Regions from separate parts of the Homo sapiens genome. Here region 2 is linked to region 1. Evidence: chromatin contacts called from ENCODE Hi-C or POLR2A ChIA-PET data. All regions are on one chromosome and are shown on one strand. The core of a region is the stretch at or near the end of the contact, and the rest is flanking DNA. Distances in the headings are between cores, read along the strand shown. Region 1 holds the start of RFX2 (regulatory factor X2). Region 2 overlaps NRTN (neurturin).

Evidence for each region. A loop is a pair of places that touch in the nucleus more often than their neighbours do. ChIA-PET counts read pairs that join two places held with the same protein, here RNA polymerase II (POLR2A). Pooled maps may share reads with other maps.
Region 2: a map of CD8-positive, alpha-beta T cell shows a loop between it and region 1 (16-fold over the local background). The contact joins the enhancer-like site here to the promoter of RFX2 in region 1. A Hi-C loop is called at or near these places in 3 of 168 maps with a recorded cell type or tissue (CD4-positive, alpha-beta T cell, CD8-positive, alpha-beta T cell and naive thymus-derived CD4-positive, alpha-beta T cell), 1 of 37 single-sample maps with no recorded cell type and 10 of 50 pooled maps. POLR2A ChIA-PET finds 5 or more read pairs at or near these places in 4 of 52 experiments (AG04450, B cell, BJ and 1 more).

The regions. Positions count from the first base shown.
Region 1 is chr19:6,109,162-6,111,861 of GRCh38, reverse strand. RFX2 (regulatory factor X2) reads left to right here and starts at 1,362. Exons shown (of 18, transcript NM_000635.4): 1 at 1,362-1,469. RefSeq lists a silencer at 1,041-1,500 and an enhancer at 2,348-2,700.
Region 2 is chr19:5,826,834-5,829,533 of GRCh38, reverse strand. NRTN (neurturin) reads right to left here. Exons shown (of 3, transcript NM_004558.5): 3 at 1,210-1,785. The coding sequence ends at 1,361. Among named protein-coding and RNA genes, the nearest start is that of FUT6, 12 kb to the left of the region's middle. RefSeq lists silencers at 424-473, 1,174-1,503, 1,674-1,743, 2,542-2,700 and an enhancer at 1,111-1,799. Within about 2 kb of position 1,378, at least 30 of the 41 ENCODE cell types and tissues checked have a DNase peak (open chromatin) inside an H3K27ac peak, as active enhancers do; they include B cell and CD8-positive, alpha-beta T cell, where a contact is called at or near this core.

The DNA.
Region 1 (2,700 bases), core at 113-2,612:
CTAATCTCCTGCCTTTTCTCAGTACAAGTTGTTTTCTCCTATTCTTCCAGCCCCTTGTCTCGAATAACTATATGTTTACCTCTTTATTCTGTTTGCTGTCAATGTTCCCTCACTAGAATAAAAGTTCTATGAGGATCTGTCTGTTTCTGTCCTACTCGTAGCTGAATCTACCAGCTTGAGAGGAGGGCTGGTGAGTTTGGCAAACATTTTCTGTAAAGGACCGTATAGTAAATATCTTAGGCTTCGCGTGGGACATGCCGTCTTTGCGCAACTACTCCACTCCGCCCCTGTAGTGTCAAAGCAGCCTTCCAAGCTGTTCAAGGAAATGGGCGTGGCTATGTTCCAATAAAGCTTTATTTACAAACCCAAGCAGGCAGAATTTGACCCGCAGGCCGCAGTTTGCCAATCTTTAAACTAGTTCAAAATACTGGGCCCAATACAATAAAAGAGAGTCTCCTATCAGGTTCACACCCCACAAAAGCTCCTTTTGATAGTTTCTTTTTTTTTCTTTCTTTCTTTTTTTTTTTTTTGAGACGGAGTCTCGCTCTGTCGCCCAGGCTGGAGTGCAGTGGTGCGATCTCGGCTCACTGCAAGCTCCGCCTCCCAGGTTCGCACCATTCTCCTGCCTCAGCCTCCCAAGTAGCTGGGACTACAGGCGCCTGCCACCACGCCCGGCTAATTTTTTGTATTTTTAGTAGAGACGGGGTTTCACCGTGTTAGTCAGGATGGTCTCGATCTCCTGACTCCGTGATCCACCCGCCTTAGCCTCCCAAAGTGCTGGGATTACAGGCGTGAGCCACCGCGCCCGGCCGATAGTTTCTTTTAACCATGTAAAAAATATATATATATTTAAATTTTCAGCTGGGGGTCCGTGAAAAACAGGCGGCGAGCGAGAGTTTGCTGACCCCTGATCAGACTGTTCCCACATGTCCCACACTCCTCCTGTGGGGTAAACGGAGTCCCTTGGGTCCCCTAAAACTGGACTTTCCCAAAACGCGCCACCAACCCACGGCGCCGCGCGCGCGACCGGTTCGCCAACCCTCTGAGCCGCGCGCGCCTCCCGCCAAGACCCGCCCCTCTTCGCGGCCATTGGCCGAGTCTCGCACTCTTTTTCAAGGGGGAACGCCTCCTCCTTCCGACAGACTCTGCAGACAGCCAATGGAACGCCGTAGGGTCTCGCGCCCCGCCCTCTTGGGGGCCCGTTGGAGGCGAGCGTGGGCGGGCCGTTAGGAAGGTGGGGCGCGGAGCCTGGTAACCGTTGCCGGTAACAACGCCCCGCCCCGTCGGGCGGGCGGGCTGCGCGAGGCTGGCTGGCGGCGGGAGCCGGAGGAGGAGCGGCCGCCGCCGCCACCGCCGCCGCCATAGAGACTGTAGCCGTGGAGACTGTTACTTACCAACGGGGACCAACACGCAGCAGCCGCTGCCGCCGCCGCGGGAGCCGCTGCCCGAACTCCCGGCCCGAACTCCAGGTGACCGATGCGACCGCCCCGGGCCCAGCCCGGCCGGGGAGTGTGGGGGGCGGCGGGGACCCCGTTCGGGGGCCGGGGGGCGGGCAGCACGTCCCCGCCGCTCACCCCAAACGTCCGGGTGGTGCGCCCGCGGGACCCGCCTCCGCCACCCCGTCCGCGCGCGCGGCGGAGTTTGGGGGGACCCTGGCGACGTCCCCACTTTCCTTATTGACTGAACGCGGGGGAGGTGCGGTGCCGTCGCCTCACTTTTTACAAAACTTCCTGAGGTTGGGGCGTCCGGGGACCCCTTTCTCACGCTTACCTTCAAACTCGCTGAGTTGGGGGCGCCCCGGGAACGTCTCTCAAACTCCTCAAACTCCCTGAATTGGGGGCGCTTGGGGACCCTCTTCTCACCTTAACCCCCTAGATCTCTGAGTTGGGGGCACCCAAGGACCCCTCTTTTACTCATACCCTCGAATTTTCTGAATTGGGGGCGCCAGGGGACCCTCTTCTCACGTTTACTCCCCAGATCTCTGAGTTGGGGGCACCCAGGGACCCTTCTTTTACTCAAACCCTCGAATTCTCTGAATTGGGGGCGCTTGGGGACCCTCTCCTCACTTTTACTCCCCAGATCTCTGAGATGGGGACACCCGGGGACCCCTCTTTTACTCATACCCTCAAACTCCCTGAATTGGGGCCACCTGGGGCCCTCTTCTTACTTTACTCCCCAAACCTCCGAAATTGGGGTGACCCCAGAGCCCTTCTGTCACTCTTAGTCGCAAACTTCTTGCATCGGGGGGACCTCGAAGACTCCCTTCTCATTTTTACCCCAAATTCCTAGATCTGACTTGTCCCGGGGACCCCCTTTTTAATGGACTCCCAGACATACTGAATTTGGGGGCACCCCTGGAACCTTTTTCTCATTCCTTAACTAAAAGCTGGTGCGTCTGCCCTGGGGAGAACCCCTCTTGCCCTTCTCACCTTTTCATCCCAAACTCCCCGAGCGAGCTTCCCCGGGAACTGTTTCTCACCTTTTTGCCCCAAATCCTCGCGTTCAGGTCGCCTCGGACACCCCCTCCCCTTCTCCCTGTGACCCCATATTCCTGAGTATAGGGGTTCGTGCGTCCGCCAGTCTTTCCACGTGCCCCCAAGATGCCCCTCCGCACGTCCGCAGCTCTCCTCTTAGGACTGATCTGGAAGGGAGAAAAGTTTCACCAACGCGAGTGAAACTTTTTTTTTTTTTCAATTTATT
Region 2 (2,700 bases), core at 129-2,628, 280 kb after region 1:
GGGGCCCAGCTAAGGAGAAGGGTTGTAGCCTTGGGAACCCCCAGTCTGAGGGGCAGGAGGGGAGGAGTCTCGCCTCGCCGGTGCCTGCTCTGGGCTCGCAGTGCCCGCCCCTTCCCCGCCCCTCAGACCGACCGTGGGACCCGCCGACCCCTCCCGCGCTCTGGCAACCCAACACCCGAGGCCTGCCAAGCATCAAGGTGACACCGTGGGGAAATCTAAACACCGAGCCGGGCTTTTTCCATACTCCGCAGGGGCTCGTCGTAAATCCCCCCCGTGGAGGCCCGGCCAGGGCTTTTATGGGCCGAGGACCCAGGTCTCTGGGGACCCAGCTCTACACCAGCAGGCGCCGGCTTCGGGCTGGATGGGGCTGGCGCCCGCCCCAGGCCTCTCCCCGCCGGGAGGTGGGCAGCGTGCGGGTATTTTTAGTAGCTGGTGGAAGGAGATAGTGGCTTTCAGCTCACCCTGGTGGGCGAAGACCGGCCCGAGGAGGCCGTCGGATAAGGGAGGCCCAGGTCCACCTGGACCTCACTCTCCTCACCCCCAGAGTGGCTCCCCCTTCCTAGAAACCCACATAGCGGGATCAGTGCGGACAGGGAGACGCTGGGGAACTGATTCCACCTGGATCTCAGGCTCCTCACCCACAGTGTCTCCCCCTTTCCCCCTCTCCAGAAGTCCACACAGCAGAGAGGTGCAGTCAGGAACAAGCTGGGGAAACTGGGTCCACCTAGACCTCAGTCTCTTCATCCCAGAAGCGAGAGGTGCAGTCAGCGACAATCTGGGGAAACTGGGCCCACCTAGACTTCAGTGTCTTCATCCCAGAAGCCCGCACCGCGGAGAGGTGCGGAAGGGAACAAGCTGGGGAAACGGGGTCCACCTAGACCTCGGTCTCTTCATCCGAGCGTAGCTTCCCTTTCCCCTCCCCAGAAGCCCACACAGCGAAGAGGTGCGGACCGGAACACGCTCGGGACGGGCAGAGGGACCCGTAGGGAGGCAGGAAGGACGGTCCCTGCCAACATAGCCCCATTCACCCCATTTTCCTTTTTGTCCGCCATAAACTGGACCCACTTTGCATCTACCCTTCCCCCAAAGCAAACAGCATCCTCCCACTACCCTGCAGCTGGGCCCCCCCCACTGGTCCCCGCTTTCCCGGTGGAGACGGCGACGTGGCCCACACGCGAGCCCCTCGCCGAGGATGAATCACCAGCCAGCTCGAGTTGCCACACTTTATCTCAGTACAGTTATCGCGAGAGTCCCGGGGCCGCGCCGGCGTGCTCTACGCACGCGCAGTCTTTCGCGGGGCCGGCCAGTGGTGCCGTCGAGGCGGGGGGAGTGGCCGCCGCGCCGGCCGAGTGAGGTAGGGTCACACGCAGGCGCACTCGCGCGCCGACAGCTCGTGCACCGTGTGGTAGCGGCTGTGCGCGTCCAGGAAGGACACCTCGTCCTCGTAGGCCGTCGGGCGGCAGCAGGGCTGCGCGCGCACCCGCTCCCGCCGCAGGCGCCGCCGCTGGCGCAGTCGTCGCAGCCCGAGGTCGTAGACGCGCGCGGCAGCCTCGCAGGCGCCTGCGCAGTAGCGGAACAGCACCGTCTCGTCGGACGCGTAGCCCAGGCCCAGCTCGCTCACGCGCACCTCCAGCTCGCGCAGCCCGCAAGGCCGCGCCCCCAACCGCGCACGCGCGCGCCGCCGCCGGGGCCCCGCCCGACGGCGCGGACCTGGGGGCCGCCCAGCCCAGGGCGTCAGCTCGCGCAGCTCCATCGCATCCGGGGCCCCCTGCAGGAGTGCACGGTCTGCGAGGGGAGGAAGAGAAAGGAGGGGGGGTCAGTGGGTGCAGGGGGTGGGAGGGAGCCCCCTACCCTCTCTGTACCCCTGCAAACGAAGACCCTTGCTGGGACGCCAGGCCTAGACGGCTTCTCGTCTCACTCCCAGGTCCCAAATTTCCCCACCCTCTTGCTGAGCTGCTCATGCACCCTCTCTGGGCGGCACTGGGGGGCACGTACACACTCACACCCCTACGCTGGTCCAAAACCCCTTTCTGAACCCTGAGCCTATATTGGCTGCCCAGAACCTGGTCCATCCTTTCTGGGCCGCTTTCCAGCCCGTCTCACCTTGAGCTGAGCTGACCGGGGTCTCTAACTCACCTCCTCTGGGCCCCTCTCTCACCCCATTGCTGCTCCATTCTCCTCGTCCTCCATCGCAAATCTATCTGGACCCCGCCCCTATGCTGGGCTGCCCCAGGACACTGGTGCATCCTCTCTGGGCAGCACTGGGGGGCTGCTTCCCATGCCCTATCCCTCTTTAGTGAGGTTGTCATAGGTCTCTAGAGCCCCCTCTTCAGGCCCCGACGTCTGCTCTGAGGCCCCGGGCTTTTCAGACTCCCTCCATCCCCACTGCCCCGCTGTGCAGTGGAGCCTCAGTTTCCCTATCCAAGAAATGAATCGGGGTGTTTGGGTTTCTCAGAATGCAGAGGAGCAGCAGGTACCGCAGCCTACTGCATCCGAAGCCTGTGTGGGGACCCCACTCCATGGAGTGGCAGCAGCTACTGTCAAGGCCACCCCCATGTGACAGGTGACAAAACGGACCATCCCAAGGTCACATCATTAGCAGGTGGCCGAGAGAGAGCGACAGAGGCGGGCTTAAAGGTCATTCTTCCTGCCTTCATCGTTCACCCAAGTTTGGCCCAGGTCCAGCCGCTTTCTCCCACA